2 separate regions of the Homo sapiens genome follow, and region 2 is linked to region 1. A link is a loop called in an ENCODE intact Hi-C map of the cell type or tissue named here. Cell type or tissue: endothelial cell of umbilical vein. All regions are shown on one strand.

The links. A loop is a pair of places that touch in the nucleus more often than their neighbours do. Peaks named below come from ENCODE experiments on the same cell type or tissue, not always from the same donor. Only the 100,000 strongest peaks of a DNase experiment are listed, where the experiment ranks them.
Region 2: it touches region 1 in a loop (6-fold over the local background); 8 of 110 quality-filtered maps call a loop at or near these places.

Annotation. Positions count from the first base shown.
Region 1 is chr5:126,350,738-126,358,737 of GRCh38, forward strand. The region is part of intron 1 of LOC124901056 (a long non-coding RNA gene); the gene reads right to left. Among named protein-coding and RNA genes, the nearest start is that of GRAMD2B, 69 kb to the right of the region's middle. In endothelial cell of umbilical vein, a CTCF peak has its summit at 3,382 (motif pointing right); a DNase peak (open chromatin) is centred at 3,514; H3K27ac peaks cover 929 bases.
Region 2 is chr5:126,805,653-126,813,652 of GRCh38, forward strand. It overlaps LMNB1 (lamin B1), which reads left to right. Exons shown (of 11, transcript NM_005573.4): 3 at 1-44; 4 at 4,528-4,698; 5 at 6,121-6,246. Among named protein-coding and RNA genes, the nearest start is that of LMNB1, 33 kb to the left of the region's middle. In endothelial cell of umbilical vein, a CTCF peak has its summit at 3,210 (motif pointing left); DNase peaks (open chromatin) are centred at 3,149 and 6,019; H3K27ac peaks cover 2,992 bases.

The DNA.
Region 1 (8,000 bases):
CAAAATTGTAAGTTTGATACTTTGTAAGTTTGATACTTCAGTGCTGCCACTTTATGAAACTTTCTAAGTTACTATTGTTACTAGCTAACTGATATTTAAGGCACTAACATTTTTACCAATATTTCATAATACTAGCACTGAAGAGAAGTTTTTATTCTGTTATGAAGATGTTAATTAAAGCAATTATCAAAATGGTCCCATAAACATTGAGACCATATTCTGAAAATATAATTACCCTTTATTGTTTTTCTCTTCCTTGAAAAAAAAAAGCCCAAATTCACAAAAAACTTTAGTTTCATAAAACTCATTTGAAGTACATTCAGTAGTTTTTTAAAAGATATTAGTTTCAGTGGCTCTGGAAAATATTCCAAGAATCTAAGCTTTTTCCTACATTCTTCTACTTACGTGAGATTAAGTCTATGATAGAGTTCAAGTGTCCTGGCTTTAAATATTTAACAGGAACAAGAGTAGAGGTGTTGGAATATTTACCAGGGTATTAGTAAGAGGAAGGAGTGGTTTGTCAGCACATGGTTATTTGAATTCTAGCTATAAATCCAAACCCAGATAAGAAGACACCAAAAGTTCATTTCATCAGCTACCAAGATACACTGAAAAATTTAAAGTGGTCATAAATTGTATTAGCTCCTCCCATCAAGAGATAGATTATTTCCCCACCATGTGAATCTAAGTTGGATGACTCATGACTGCTTGGACTGATAGAATAAGTCAGAAGTGATGTTATGTGACTTTTGAGCTTGAGCTTCAAGAAGCTTGCAATTTTGCTCTTGCCTTCTGGACTTGAGGCCTTCGTGTAAGAAAAGTGAGAGAGGCCACTGCAGGGAGAGACCAGGCGGAACACACTCTGAAGGCCCCAACAAACCTGTCTTAGTCCATTTGTGCTGCTATCACAGAATACCCAGACTGAGTATCAAGAACAGAAGTGTCTCAGTTCTGGAGGCTGGGAAGACAAAGATCAAGGGGCCAGCATCTGATGAGGGCTGCTCACTGCTTCCAAGATGGTGCTTTGGATAGTGCATCCCCAGAGAGGAGAAATGCTGTGTCCTCCCTTAGCAGAAGGACAAAGAGCAAGTCTACTCCCACAAGCTCTTCCTATAACAGCATTAATTCATCAGGGCTCAGCCAAACACATCCCAAAAGCCCCACCTCCCAGCACTGTTGCACTGGGGGTTAAGTTTCTAACACATGAATTTTGGGGGACACATTCAGACCATAGGACAACCTCCTGATAACAGTTAATTATTTGAATATACCCCCGGAAACAGCAGCAACATAACTGCCTAATTGAGCCCTGCTCAACTTCGTGAACAAATTGCCAATTTAAGCCACTACATTTGGGAGAGGTTTGTTATACAGCAAGAGATAACTGAGACCGAGCCCATTTCATTGGCTACCAAACACACCAAGTCAGTAAGGGAAATGTACTAGCATAGTTGGGGTTTTACTATCAGGTCTCCACCTTCAAATTTCTACAGCACTGCTCTGCCTAGTTTGGTCACAATTTATTTCCAATCAAGACAACTGTAGTTGACTCCTGGTTATCTGTTCCTGCCCCTATTTACTTCCCACATCAATCTAACGTCCACGTTATTCAAGTGGCTAGGATCCTAATTAACATTCTCCCTGCCGTCACTCTTCCGCTCAAGCCGTGGATAAAACCCTGTCCGTGGGATAAAACCCTGGGCCCAGTATTCATAACCTTCATAATGAGGCTTTGCCTGACTTACGAGAGGTAGAGGAGTATTTAACCATTGACCCCCAGACCCCACAGATCAAGGGTTATTCCCCTGACCTCTGGGCATGTGCCATGGCCTAGAAAGTTCCTTACAGCACCAAAAATCTAATTTCTTTATATTTTCTTTAGATTAATAAATTAATCTAATACCTGAGATATTAGATGAAGCACTTGAAGTGAGACAATCTCAGCTAAAAATAAGTGGAAGCCTGCAGAGAATTGTCCAGTATAGTCACAGCTGAAATCAGAGGGCCAGTCAAGCATTTGTGAATCCATGTGCCAGCTGTACCTGCTGCTCCCTGTCTGAGGTCATAACATCAATATCCATTTCCTTAGGAAGCCACAGAAAGTCTGATGTAAAAGGTCTCCTAGGAAGTGCACAGATATCCTGGACCTCCTAAGCTGTTTATGCAAACCCTGAACCTCCATAAATCATCTTTTCAAACAATGTTATCTCAGTTAAATTTATCCGTGGACTGTGTCTTCCCAGGAAAAACTTACAAGACAATCAGAAACATCTCCTCTAGAACCACCTGATATAGGATTATTTTGTAAGAGAACAACCCAAGGAGCCTCTATAACCCCAAGTGATCAAAACTTAAATCAATAAGAAATTGACATCGTGTGCTTCTTGATCTGATGCACTGAGAACAACACAAAGATTATCATTGTGGCGATCTTACCAAAGATACAAAACCTGAATTTAATCAGAAAGAAGCATCAGAAAACCCAAACTGAGGAATATTCTTAAAACAAACAAACAAACAAACAAAACTGTCCCGTACTCCTCAAATTTATTGACGGGGGAAAAAAAAAAAGACCAAGGAACTGTTTGATTGGAGAGACTAAGGAAACATGCTTATAAAATACAACATGGCCCCTGGGTTGGACTGCAGCCTAGAAAGACAGCTGAAAATTTTGAATAAGGCCTGTGTATGAAGTAGTATTGTGTCAGTGTTAGTTTTCTAATTTTGATTAATTGCATTATAGTTCGATCTGGATGAAATGATGAAGTAGCTCTTGTAAGAGTTCAAAATGAGAAGTTAAAAAGTTTAAGTTGTTAAAATCAGTGGATAGCAGATAATGAGCAATTGGAAGATGATACCTGAAATAGGCAGATTACAAATGACGTTTGTCATATTTAGTTGGATATTGGTTGACTTGAGCACTGATTTGCAACATGTGTTTGGGGCTATCCCACTACACCCCCAAGTTCACACTCACCTATTTTTACTTGAATATGTCACTTAATTCTTAGAGAAACTTCAGAATAGTGTTGCTCACAGTTCACTTTGATTTTACAATGTAAAATATACATATAAATATTTTTACAAGGGGAAAAGAAAGAGGGAATATCATACAAACAAAAAGCTAACTTCCAAAGAGATAGTTGAATTTCACAATCAATTAAAACAGAATCACCTGGGAAGCTTGTTAAAAAAAACTCTGATGCCCAAGTCTCACACCAAACCTATAAAATCAGAATGTATAGGTGTGGGGTATTTGTACAAGTTCTGTGCAATTGTGAGGCATACTAAGAAAGTTTGAGAACCACCATTTAAGAAAATAACTGGTCTCTAAATTAGGACTCATTATCCACTAGATGGTGCCAAGAATTCAAAGATGGAACTTTGTGGTACAATGTCTATTTTCCTTTGAGTATACAGTGTGTTCATTTTCCTTCTTATCCACTTTCTCTTCGACCTCTCCCCAACTTGTAGGAAAGGGTTACATCACACCAAAATAGATATTTTGTTCAGTATCAGTCTAGCAGCTTCTCCTTGGATTTTGGTTATAACAGACAGGCTCGTTCTGAAGGGATATTGAGAGGAAGTTGTGTGAGTACTCTTCCCTTAGCCTTTTACTTTCTCAGTGCAGATATTTAGAAGAGGAAAATCCACTGTAAGAGGTGGCCTCATTGGCAATGAGTGATTGGATAAGAAAGAATGGTCTGACCAGTTCCTAAAAGCCATATTTAGCCGTTTGTGGTTTTGATCCCTGTCCTTTCCCGGAAACAATGACTTCAAGAATGTACCACAACTATTTGGTATGTTATATCAGTTAAATAATAAGTCATATTATTAAATATCAGATTACTCTTAAGCTACCACTGCCTCAATGGAAAAGCATTTGACAATTTCTTAAACTGTTTTATCCTTTCTTTATCCTCAGGATTTTTGCAATTAAAAAATCCTGTGCAGATGATAATCTCATTTCAGTTTTTCTGATGAGTTTATGTGTTTGGAATCTGCTCCAAGGCATTGTGTTTATCCTCATGAATGTTTATTTTTAAATGTGTATCGAATAGAAATGGCTAGAAAGCCGAGCAAGACAAATAACATTTTATTAATCCTTGTCTTAGTCTCTTTGTGCTGCTATAACAAAGTACCTGAGACTGGGTAATTCATGAAAAAAAAAAAAAAAAAAAAATGTATTTTCTTACCATTCTCGAGGCTGGGAAAGATCGGGGCACTGGCTTCTGATGTGGGTTTTTTGGCCACACCCTCACACGGAAGGAGGAACAGGGGCAAACTAACTAAACAGTTCACGAAGCCTCTTTTATAAGGACCTTAATCCCACTAACAAGGGAGAAGCCCTCATGGCCTAATCATCTCTTAAAGGCCTCACCTGTTATCACACTGGCAACCTTTGAATTTTGGAGGGAACACATTCAAACCATAGCAGTCCTACAAATATCTATTGAGCAACAATATGTACCAGGCACTGTGATACACATTGGTGTAGGGACACAGGGTTGAACAAAGCAAAAAAATATAAGCTTTCATGAATTTGCATTCTAGCTGTGAGAAATGTACAGAGGAAAAAAATAGCAAGATAATGATAGAGTGACAACTCTTTTACTTCATAAAGCAGAGAGGTGTAATAGTTTCTGCACAAGCCAGGATTATTTTTGACATTGTAGTCAGGGGAGGCTCCCTGAGAAGGTGACATTTGAGTTGAAATTGAATGATGACAAGAAGAGCCAGAAAGGAAGCTATATAGTCAGTGGGCGGAGCAGGTGCAAAGATCCAGGGGTAGAAACAAGTGTGGTATATTGCAGATTAGGAAAAAAACCAATGAAAGGAAGCATGAGCTAAATGAGGCTGGAGATATGGGCAAAGACCTGAGCAGGGCCAGAGGTTGCAATTTAGTGAAATAGAAAATTAGGAGATTTTAAAGGGAAGAGTAACATGGTTTTTTTCTTATTTTTAAATTTTAAAATCATCCTGGATCCTGATTGTAGAGGTGATACAAGTGGGAAGAGAGCAATTGGAATACTGCTGCAATAGTCTAGATAACAGATGGCAGCTTGGACTAGTAATAGGAATACCAGTGGAGAGAAGCACTGAAATTCTGGATGTGTTCTGAAGGCACAGCTGATAAGATTTGTTGATGAACTGCACGTGGGGAACAAGGGCATGAGAGAAATCAACAACACCTAAATTGCTTTTACATCAACCAGGTGGATGAGGAAGCCCTTTACTGGTCTGTCCTTACACTGCTAATAAACACATAACCGAGGCTGGGTAATTTATAAAGGAAAGAGTTTTAATTGACTCACAGTTCCACACGGCTGGGGATGCCTCACAATCATTGTGGAAGGTGAATGAGGAACAAAGTAAAGTCTTACCCGGCGACAGGCAAGACAGTGTGTGCACGGGAACTCCCATTTATAAAACCATCAGATCTCGCGAGACTTATTCACTGCCACGAGAATGGCATGAGTGAAACAGCCACCAAGATTCAATTATCTCCACCTGGCCCTGCCCTTGATATGTGGGGATTATTACAATTCAATGTAAGATTTGGGTGGAGACACAGCCAAACCATATCAGAACAGTAAAATGAGACAAGAAAAATTCTGGAGGAGAGCTGTAAATAAAAATTCTACTTTGGTCACAGTAAGTTTGAGGTGTTTATTTAATAGGGAGAAGTAAGAGGGGAATTATAAGACTTGGACATCATCAGCATATAAATAGCATTTAAAGTCATAGGATGAATAATATTACTGAGAGAATGTGTCAATAGAGAAGAGTATCTAGGACTGATCCCACTGACTCTACATTGATGTTGTATTGTTACTCTCTCAATAAGCCTTCAGTGATTTTCCTTGTTTATTTATTTATTTGAGAAAGGGCTCACTCTGGTGCCCAGCCTAGAGTGCAATGGTGTGATCATAGCTCACTGCAGCCTTGAACTCCTGGGCTCAAGCAATCCTTCCACCTCAGCCTCCCAAGTAGCTGGGTCAGTGGTTATTTTTGTTTAAGTAATGTAGTTAAAATCGATATTGGTAAGGTGAGAATAATAATACTGCATACAGTTATTGCAAGGAGCAAATGAGGAATATGTAAAATATCTAACACATTGCCTGGCGGAGTAGGAAATCGATAAAATATGACCTTTTTTTCCCCTATTTCCTTCCTTGGTAAGAGTGGACTCTGCAGTAAATTGCAATAGAACTAAAATCTCTCTATTGGCTCAGATGTCTTTACACAGAGAAAGTCTTAAGAATCATCTGCCTCTGCATTTCCAAAAGGAGATTCTTCCTATAGGATATTAACAGTTTTCCATTTCTATCTGGTTGAGCCTGAGTTAATAAAGTTGAATAGATTTATTAAATGCAGACCTTCATAGAGACCTCTAAGGGACAAAAATTGTGTGCTGTATTTGCCAACTTCCACACAAGCTAGAGAAATTGTCCACAGACCACAATTTAGGAAAGCATTGATTTACTCCAAGCCCCTATTTTACATAAGAGAAAACTGAGGCCAAGGGAGATAAGGTAACTTGAGTAAAGTTCTACCACTAGTAAAGTGTTCTGACACCAAACTTGGAGCTCTTTTTTCTAGAATATTCCATCACTATGATGTCGCTTATTATTACTAACACTACCCCAACTTTCCAACAGCCTTTCCGTCTGAGTAGCCTACTTCAGCTCTTTTCCTAAAAGCTGAGTTTACGAGGCATCTATATGGGGCTTTCAGGTAGATAAGATGCCTAGAGAAAGCAGCCAAGTGCCTCTATTTGTCTGAAATAGAACCCCTGTGGTTTATGAAGAGTTGCCTACATAAGAATGACTTTGTTACATATTCATAATATGGAGTAAGAGATAGAGTTTTTCCTTTTTTTTGGAAAAAAAAAAGCACAAACTGAGTAATCAAACTGTTACCGTATTTATGGCCTCATCTCCAATAATACGTGGGACCTTGGATCCATTCACCTGAGGTAAAATCTCTGAACTTTCATTTGTCTGCCTGTTATTAAGAAAGGCAGTAAAATGGAAGTTAATATTTGCTAAACCTTTGACCTATAATGCAGTTTCTAAATCAGCAGAAAGTATCTTTGTAGAGTTAAGCAGGAAAGAGAAAAAACAGAGCTTTGCCAAGTGCCTTTTCTCATCACCATTTCGCAGAGAAGAAAACTGGATAACACAGGCAGTAAACCCTCAGCATGTCCAAGGGCCCTTAACATGTTAGGCAAAAGGCAAGATTGGAAGCCAGGTTTGTCTCACATTAAAGGTGTATTGCCCCTTCAGTGAAAAAACCTGGAGTGCAGTCATTAGAATGGTGAGAAGAAGGGCTTCCCATAGACCTGAGAAGAGTTGGGTGGTGAGTACTACTCTCAACTTTGCCTGGTGACCATGGAGGGAAGTGGAAGTACGGAAGGGGAAGTGGGAGATGAAGTGGGATTGTAGTGGCAACAGTTTGTAGGACTAACAATACAATTTTTAGATCTTTAATAGATGTCATCTACCCTACCCTAAAGCTACCTTTCCTATTCTCATGATAGCAGACCTCTAAAGCATATCAGACTTTGATCCCAGGAAGATCCACTGTATTGCCTAAGTTCATCCTGCTGACCTACTGAACCTGAAGACCCTCTCAAAATTACCCTCATTTAGCTCAAGTGGTTGGCAACAGTTAAAACATAATTGCCCCTGGAGCTATTATCATCTTACTGCATTAGTGATATGAATATAGGATCTGAAGCAGTTAGCTATTGCTGTGTAGAAATCCATCTCAAAACCTCAGTTGGAAACAATTATTTATTATTTTTTATGAGTCTACAGGTGTTCAGGTAGTTCTGTTGATCTACATCAGTTAGATTTTGGCTGGGCTCACTACTGTGTCTGTGGGGACTTGGCAGGTCACTGGGGAGCCGGGTGGTCTACGACAGCCTGAATGACTCAGCTCTGTGCCATGTGGTCTCATGTGGAGGATACCTCTAATTCAGTCGTGTAGTCATA
Region 2 (8,000 bases), 450 kb after region 1:
GCCTTACTGAGGACTTGGAGTTTCGCAAAAGCATGTATGAAGAGGTAACTATATATAATTTTGCTTTGTAAAGGAATGGAGGGGTTCTAGAATGACTTTGTCATAGCTAAACATGTAATTATATTTTATTTATGATTTCTTTGCCACAAAAATATATCAGATAAAGAAATAATAAGGTTTGGGGATGGGGAGAAATTTTGCAGGTAGATTATTCAAGCTACTGCTGCTAAAAGACCGCATTTGAGAACTCAAGCTGTTACCGTAAACAGATATGATTTCACTTCATCTTACTTATTTTTGTTTTTTTGTTTTTGTTTTTTTGAGACGGAGTCTTGCTCTGCCGCCAGGCTGGAGTACAGTGGCACGATCTCGGCTCCTTTCAACCTCTGCCTCCTGGGTTCAAGCAGTTCTCCTGCCTCAGCCTCCCGAGTAGCTGGAACTACAGGCGTGCGCCACCACGCCCAGCTAATTTTTGTATTCTTAGTAGAGACGGGATTTCACCATATTGGCCAGGGTGGTCTCGATCTCCTGACCTCGTGATCCGCCCACCTTGGCCTCCCAAAGTGCTGGGATTACAGGTGTGAGCCACCACATCCGGCCTCACTTCATCTTAACTTATAAAGGCTTGGTCACAGCAGCTAATTACTGTCAACATGTTTAAGCATTAGTTATCTATTCCTGCCTAACAAATTACTTCCAAAGTTCATCAACCTAAAACCACAGACTTGTATTAATTTCTTAGTTCCTGAAGGTCAGAATTCAGAGCTGCTAAACTGGGTGGTTCTGTTTCTTGGTCCCATGAGGTTGCAGTACAGCTTTTAACCTGGGCTGGAGGAATGGCATCTGAGCTCTTTCACAGGGCTGTGGGCAGGACGTGTCAGTTCCTCACCTCATGGTCTTCTTCATAGGGCTGCTCATGATATGGCCCCCCTAAGGGTCAGTGATGAGAAAGAGAGAGAGAGAGAGAAAGAAACACAACGAGAACATGAATACATGCTACCAGCTACCAAGGCAGAAGCCAGATTGTCTTCTATAACCTAATCACAGAGGTTACATACCATCACTTTGGCCTTCTCCTATGGCTCACATCTGGAAATGCGGCTACTCACAGCATTTATAGGCGTGTAAATTTTTTTTTTTTTGAGACACGAGACCCGCTCTGTCGCCCAGGCTGGAATGCAGTGGCATGATCTTGGCTCACTGCAACCTCTGCCTCCTGGGTTCAAGCTATTCTCCTGCCTTAGCCCCCCTAGTAGCTGGGACTACAGGCGCATGCACCCACGCCCTGCTAATTTTTTGTATTTTTAATAGAGACGAGGTTCCACCGTGTTAGCCAGGATGGTCTCAATCTCCTGACCTTGTGATTGGCCCGCCTCAGCCTCCCAAAGTGCTGGGATTACAGGCGTGAGCCACCGTGCCCGGCTCACTCATGTGGAAATCTTAAAATATCACTTATAAGCCTTAACTGCTGTGGTCAAGGGGCAGGGGCAAAACCGTTGTCAAACAAAGGAAGTAATAAAATTGAGGAAAGGGGAATGTATATTTCATGAAAATTGTAGAGGGTTGAAATCAACTCATGGGGGAGAACATGCTGTTAATGTGCTAGGCTTAATGTTTTTAGAAGTAGTGTAATTTTGAAAACAGTGCAAATAGGAATTCATTGTAGCAGTTAGCAAACCAGTTTTTTAGTTGGAGGAAAAATAATAGAAATCTGATTATTTTTTAAAATTACAGGCTTTAAACAAAATAGATATTAGTGCAAGGTGCACCAGACAAGCAGTCAGACCTTGGACAACTCTTAGTGTCAGTTTCTTATTTAAAATGAAATACTAATACTGCTATTTTTTTCTTCAATGAGTGGTAAGGATCAAAGTGGAATACTGTGTGTGAAAACTCTTTGGATACTGTAGCAAGTGCTGTCATATAATTGTTACTAAGTGTTGCTTTGTTAAAGCAGATATTTTGATATGAGGTTGACTTACATTTTTGTTTTGTTTTGTAAAAATTGTGATTTATCATTACTTATTTCTGATGTTGTGTGTAGACAACCAGGAGTAGGGTTTTTTTTCTTTGTAAGGTCACTGGTTCTATATAAAAAATAGCATCAGTAAAAAGTAATTTAATATTTTTAGAGTGCATAGCATCTTTGAATTTTTGGCCTTTGCCTTTTTGAGAATGGATGTTAAGATAGTCCTCTTCAGTTTTGTTTTTGTTTTTGTTTTTTTTAACTCTTTTTGGAGACAGAGTCCTGCTCTCTCGCCCAGGCTGGAGTGCAGTAGTACGATCTTGGCTCACTGCAACCTCCACCTCCTGGGTTCAAGCGATTCTTCTGCTTCAGCCTCTGGAGTAACTGGGTCTACAGGCATGTGCCACCATGCCCGGCTAAGTTTTGTATTTTTAGTAGAGACAGGGTTTCACCACATTGGCCAGGCTGGTCTCGAACTCCTGAACTCAAGTGCTCCATCTGCCTCGGCCTCCCAAAGTGCTGGGATTATAGTTGTGAGCCACCGCACCTGGCCTTTTTTACTTTAAAAAAAATTTTTTTGTGTGAGACAGAGTCTCACTCTGTTGCCCAGGCTGGTGTGCAGTGGTACGGTCTTGGCTCACTGCAACCTGTGCCTCCTGGATTCAAATGATTCTTGTGCCTCAGCCTCACGAGTAGCTGGGATTACAGGTTCACACCCTCACAACTGGCTAACTTTTTTTTTTTTTCCTTACTTTTTACTAAGTAATACCATGTTGGCCAGGCTGGTCTAAAACTCCTGGCCTCAGGTGAGCCACTCGCCTCAGCCTCCCAAAGTGCTGGGATTACAGGTGTGAGCCACTACGCTGGCCTTAACTTTTTTTTTTTACATTCATGATATATATTCAGTAATAATATCTAACTTCCTTATTATGAACAGTTGGGGGAAAAAAGGAAGGAGAAAGACGAAAGAGGAAGGAGGAGGTAGACAAAGAACAAACCATTAGCAGTCACTCTTCAGTATTTTTGTGATTTAGGTATTATTTGCTTCATGAAATAGATGTGATCTCTGGGAAGGTGATAGCAGAATCCTCCTGATTTTTCTGATTTTTCAGATTTTGTCAAGTGCATGCTCCTGTGTAGTAGTTAAGAGAAAGATGAAGAAATGCAAAGGAAAATACATGCGCTAATATACACAAACAGCAACTTTGGTGGGTTATACTTCCCTCTTGTGGCTTCTTCAGATATTACCATTCTAATTATTATTTTTTTTTTTTTGAGACGGAGTCCAGCTCAGCTGCCCAGGCTGGAATGCAGTGGTGCGATCTTGGCTCACTGCAACCACCGTCTCCCAGGTTCAAGTGATTCTCCCATCTCAGCCTCCTGAGTAGCTGGGATTACAGGCACCCTCCATCATGGCTGACTAATTTTTGTATTTTAGTAGAGACAGGGTTTTACCATATTGGCCAGGCTGGTCTTGAACTCCTCACCTCAGGTGATCTGATTGCCTTGGCCTCCCAAAGTGCTAGGATTACAGGCGTGAGCCACCGCGCCCAGCCTTCCATTCTAATTTTATTTAGACACTTCCTTAAAACAGAGTAAAGGAAAGGATCATGACAACTACTTCTATTCTTCAATGGTAAATTTTTCATAAATATTTGAGTTAGTCAACTAATATTGTTAATAAGATCCTGTGTCACTTGATAATGATAGCTTAATACCGGCTTTTAAAGAAGTCATGTAAATTAGCTTGTGCTGCCTATTATTATGTCTAAGAAAATGGTTTTATGGCTGGGCAAGGTGGTTCACACCTGTAATCCCAGCAACTTGAGTGGCTGAGGCAGATGGATCACCTGAGGTCAGGAGTTTGAGACCAGTCTGGCCAACATGGGGAAATCTCATCTCTACTAAAAATACAAAAATTAGCTGGGCATGGTGGTATGTGCCTGTAATCCCAGTTACTAGGGAGGCTGATGCAGGAGAATTGCTTGAACCCGGGAGGCGGAGGTTGTAGTGAGCTGAGATCATACCATTGCACAACAGCCTGGGCGACAGAGTGATACTCTATCTCAGAAAAGAAAAGAAAAGAAAAGAAAATAGTTTCATTTCACATAAATCTTTACATGAATTTATCACAACTGTTAAGTTTAACTTTCCATGTGCTGTTTTTTCAGAGATGTTCTTAAGATTATCAATGAAACAATTCAGAAAAATAATTTTTGCTTAGTGTTTAGTATAGTATACTGTGTATAAATCCTTGATTGCAGATAGTTTTAGTAGGCCATCCAGGCCTTTCCTTGGCTTCAGAAAAATAAATAGCTATGCTCCTGAAAAGGAATAGAAAGTTCCTAAGGCTTGAGATGCTACCACTTCTGTCATTAGTTCCATTTCAAAAACCTCAACTGAAAACTAAGAGGCAAAAAAGTGTTTATTCACATGACCGCCTGAGGACAAACAGGAGGAAGTTCGTGTGTAAAACTTCAGATGGCTGTGATGTCACTCAGATGTGTACCAATGCAGCCATGGTAAGTAGCTTGGCTTTATGCTTTTTGTTTTTTCCCCAGGAGATTAACGAGACCAGAAGGAAGCATGAAACGCGCTTGGTAGAGGTGGATTCTGGGCGTCAAATTGAGTATGAGTACAAGCTGGCGCAAGCCCTTCATGAGATGAGAGAGCAACATGATGCCCAAGTGAGGCTGTATAAGGAGGAGCTGGAGCAGACTTACCATGCCAAAGTGAGCTCTCTTCAGAAGATTCTTTTGAACACTTAAAATCATTACTTCACAATTCCCATGATGAACATGGCTTTATGTTTATTTTGTTCTAGTTTTTAAAAATGATTCCCCTAGTCTCCATGAAATATATAGAAAATTGATTTTTTCAAAAAAGTGCAGTTTTCTATAAACTAAATGTTATTAAAAATTACTAGAAGAATGTAGGGTTGTTGCAATTTTATTAGAGGTTAGGTTTTGTCTTTTTGTCCCATTGATCATTCGTACTATGCCATAGTAGTTGAACCCAAACCATGTGAAATAACTTTCTTCCAATAACAAGTACTGATCATGCTGTCCTACATAAACATCCATTTAGTAATGAATGAATGTCAGACTGCATTAGATCTCACTTTCATGTCATCATTGTGCATAGATTGTGACTACCACACTTCCGGCTTTTTTGCATAAGGGCCAAATGGAAAGTCTCTGCTATTTCTTCTTCTGTCACTATTATTCACTTAAAAAAATATTGTAGAAACTTCCCACTTATATTAGCTGACCTTACAAGAATTCATAAAAATCACCAACTAGTACAGGCTTTCCCTGGTAAATGATTTTGCCTTGTGTTTTAAATGTTACATGATTTGATTAAAAAGACTTTTTTGTGGTTGACTTAGAATATTAGAGTCACAGAGTTATTGAAAATTTTCATTGCATGGCTTTAAACTGTTCATGTTGCTTTTTATCTATTGTATGAAGTAGCAGTTAGTGAAAGTGAAAGATCTTATTATAAGCAGTAACTTCAGTTGTATAACATTTATCTAATATCACACATTGAGCTATACAGTGAAGGAGCTAAAGTAAGGATCCGTCACAGACTGTGGCCTCACAGGGAGCCAGGGAGGAGACACAGGAGCATGTCCCTGAGACACACATACACAATAGTGTTATGGGATTTGTATTTTACTCAAGGAGTTTTTTTTGCTTCTGAAAGGAAGTGTTTCTATCTGGTTTGAACGAATCTATAAACTAGTATTTTCTGCTTGTTGGTTTACATTCTGTATTGGATTTGGTGGGTTAGGGATATGTGATGTTTCTTTTCTTACAGACACCACCACAGTCAAGTTGCTATTGCCCAGTCTTCTTATTATCAGTGTTATCTTAGACATTAAAGGTTTAATAGATGAAATATTGAAGTAATAAGCTTTGGGTAAAGGCCTAGGTATATTAGCATTCTTAAAGCTCATTATTTAGGAAGTGACTCTAAAAGTCACACAGAATTACCATCATTCACACCATATCAGCAAACTTCATGATGCTTTTCCTGTGTTTCATCTACCAGTTACCAGCAGGACTTAGGTTTGAAATGCCTTGAGGTGAATCATGCTTCCTTTTTTGTTTCAGTTCTAGATAAGACTGACTATGCTTTGCTTCTTCTTTTAGCTTGAGAATGCCAGACTGTCATCAGAGATGAATACTTCTACTGTCAACAGTGCCAGGGAAGAACTGATGGAAAGCCGCATGAGAATTGAGAGCCTTTCATCCCAGCTTTCTAATCTACAGAAAGAGGTAAATAATCATCTTTCTGTAAGAAGTTAGACTTGAAGGCTACCTTCACCACGGGCACCTACCTGCTTTGCTTGGGCTGATGTCACTCCTCCCTCTGTTTGTTACAGAGGATGGTGTCATCCTGTGCTTTCGTCTTCACAGTACTTTTCTAGATTCGTTCATTTTGCATTGCATAAACATCCTGTGAGCAGATACTATTGTTCCTAATTAGTAGATTACACAGAGCTAAGGGACTTGCCCTTGAGGAAGGAGCCTGCTAGTTTATTCACTGTACTTACCCTAGGACCCGGATCTTCCGACCTGTCTAACAGCTTCATCTCTACAGAGTTATTCTCAACACCTTCCTTTTTTATATCATTTGAAAACCAAAATGAAGAAAAACATGCAAAAATTCTTTGTGGGTGGTGAATGCTTTGTGTTTCTAGACAAATTCTTTAGTGCTTAAAGTATATAACAATTAGGATCCAGGAAAGTAGCTTTAATTTGCATATTCCGATAAGAATTTAGTGACTCATTCATTCGTTGGTACGCCTAAGTGACAAATGGCATTATTGCCGGCTGTGTTGACTGGCTGCCTATCAGGGTGTGATGGTGTGCTTCAGGTGCTGCTTAAGCAGGCATGGACACTACTTCAGATCAGTTTTAGCCTAGGGTGATGTCAGTGTGGACACAAAGTACATATACTCCATATACTGCATTCAGAATGATTCAGCAATTAACTCGTCACCTTAATTATTTTGGAAATAACTTCCGCTTCTATTTTCCTCAAGGGAGGAAATCTTGTTTTGAATTTTCCACATGAGAATAAACTTTATTTTACTTTTTTTTTTTTTTTTTTTTTTTTCTTTTTGAGATGGAGTCTCACTCTGTCGCCCAGGCTGGAGTGCAGTGGTACGATCTCGGCTCACTGTGAGCTCCGCCTCCCGGGTTCACGCCATTCTCCTGCCTCAGCCTCCCAAGTAGCTGGGACTACAAGTGCGTGCCACCACGCCCGGCTAATTTTTGTATTTTTAGTAGAGACGGGGTTTCACCGTGTTAGCCAGGATGGTCTCGATCTCCTGACCTCATGATCCACCCGCCTCGGCTTCCCAGAGTGCTGGGATTACAGGCGTGAGCCACCGTGCCCAGCCTATTTTACTCTTGATTGGGCTTTTCTTCCTTCCTTTTTCTTTTTACCATTTTTAGTAAAATATTTTTCTAATTATAAAACTGATGACCTCTGTTGCAGGAACTTAGAAATAAAGCAGAAAATGAGTCCCATAAAATGGGGTGATATAAAATAATTTAGTTAACACAGGGGCTTTTACACTGTCTATCATGTGCTTTGTTACTTACGGCACAAATTTTTAAATTATTTTAAACCTATTTTGTGCTGATAGTGTTTTGAAGATTTTCATTTAATAGCAGAGCTGGAAGCACCTCTGAGTTCATTCCATGTAACCACAGATCTAGGTGAGTTTAATGATTTGCCCGTTGCCCAGAGGCTGCAGACTGATAAATGGGTTTCTCTACTCCTTCCCAGTTTTTCCTTTTATAACTCATTTTCTTCAAAGAAGATTTACTTTTAGAAATTTAACAGATAATCTTTTTTTCCATTGCACCATCTGTCTTAGTCCTTTTGGGCTGCTATAACAAACTACTATTGACTTGGTAGCTTATAAACAACAGATATGTCAGAAATTATTTCTCACAGTTTTGGAGGCTGGGAAGTCCAAGATCAAGGCACTGGCAGATTGGATATCTGCCTGGTGAGG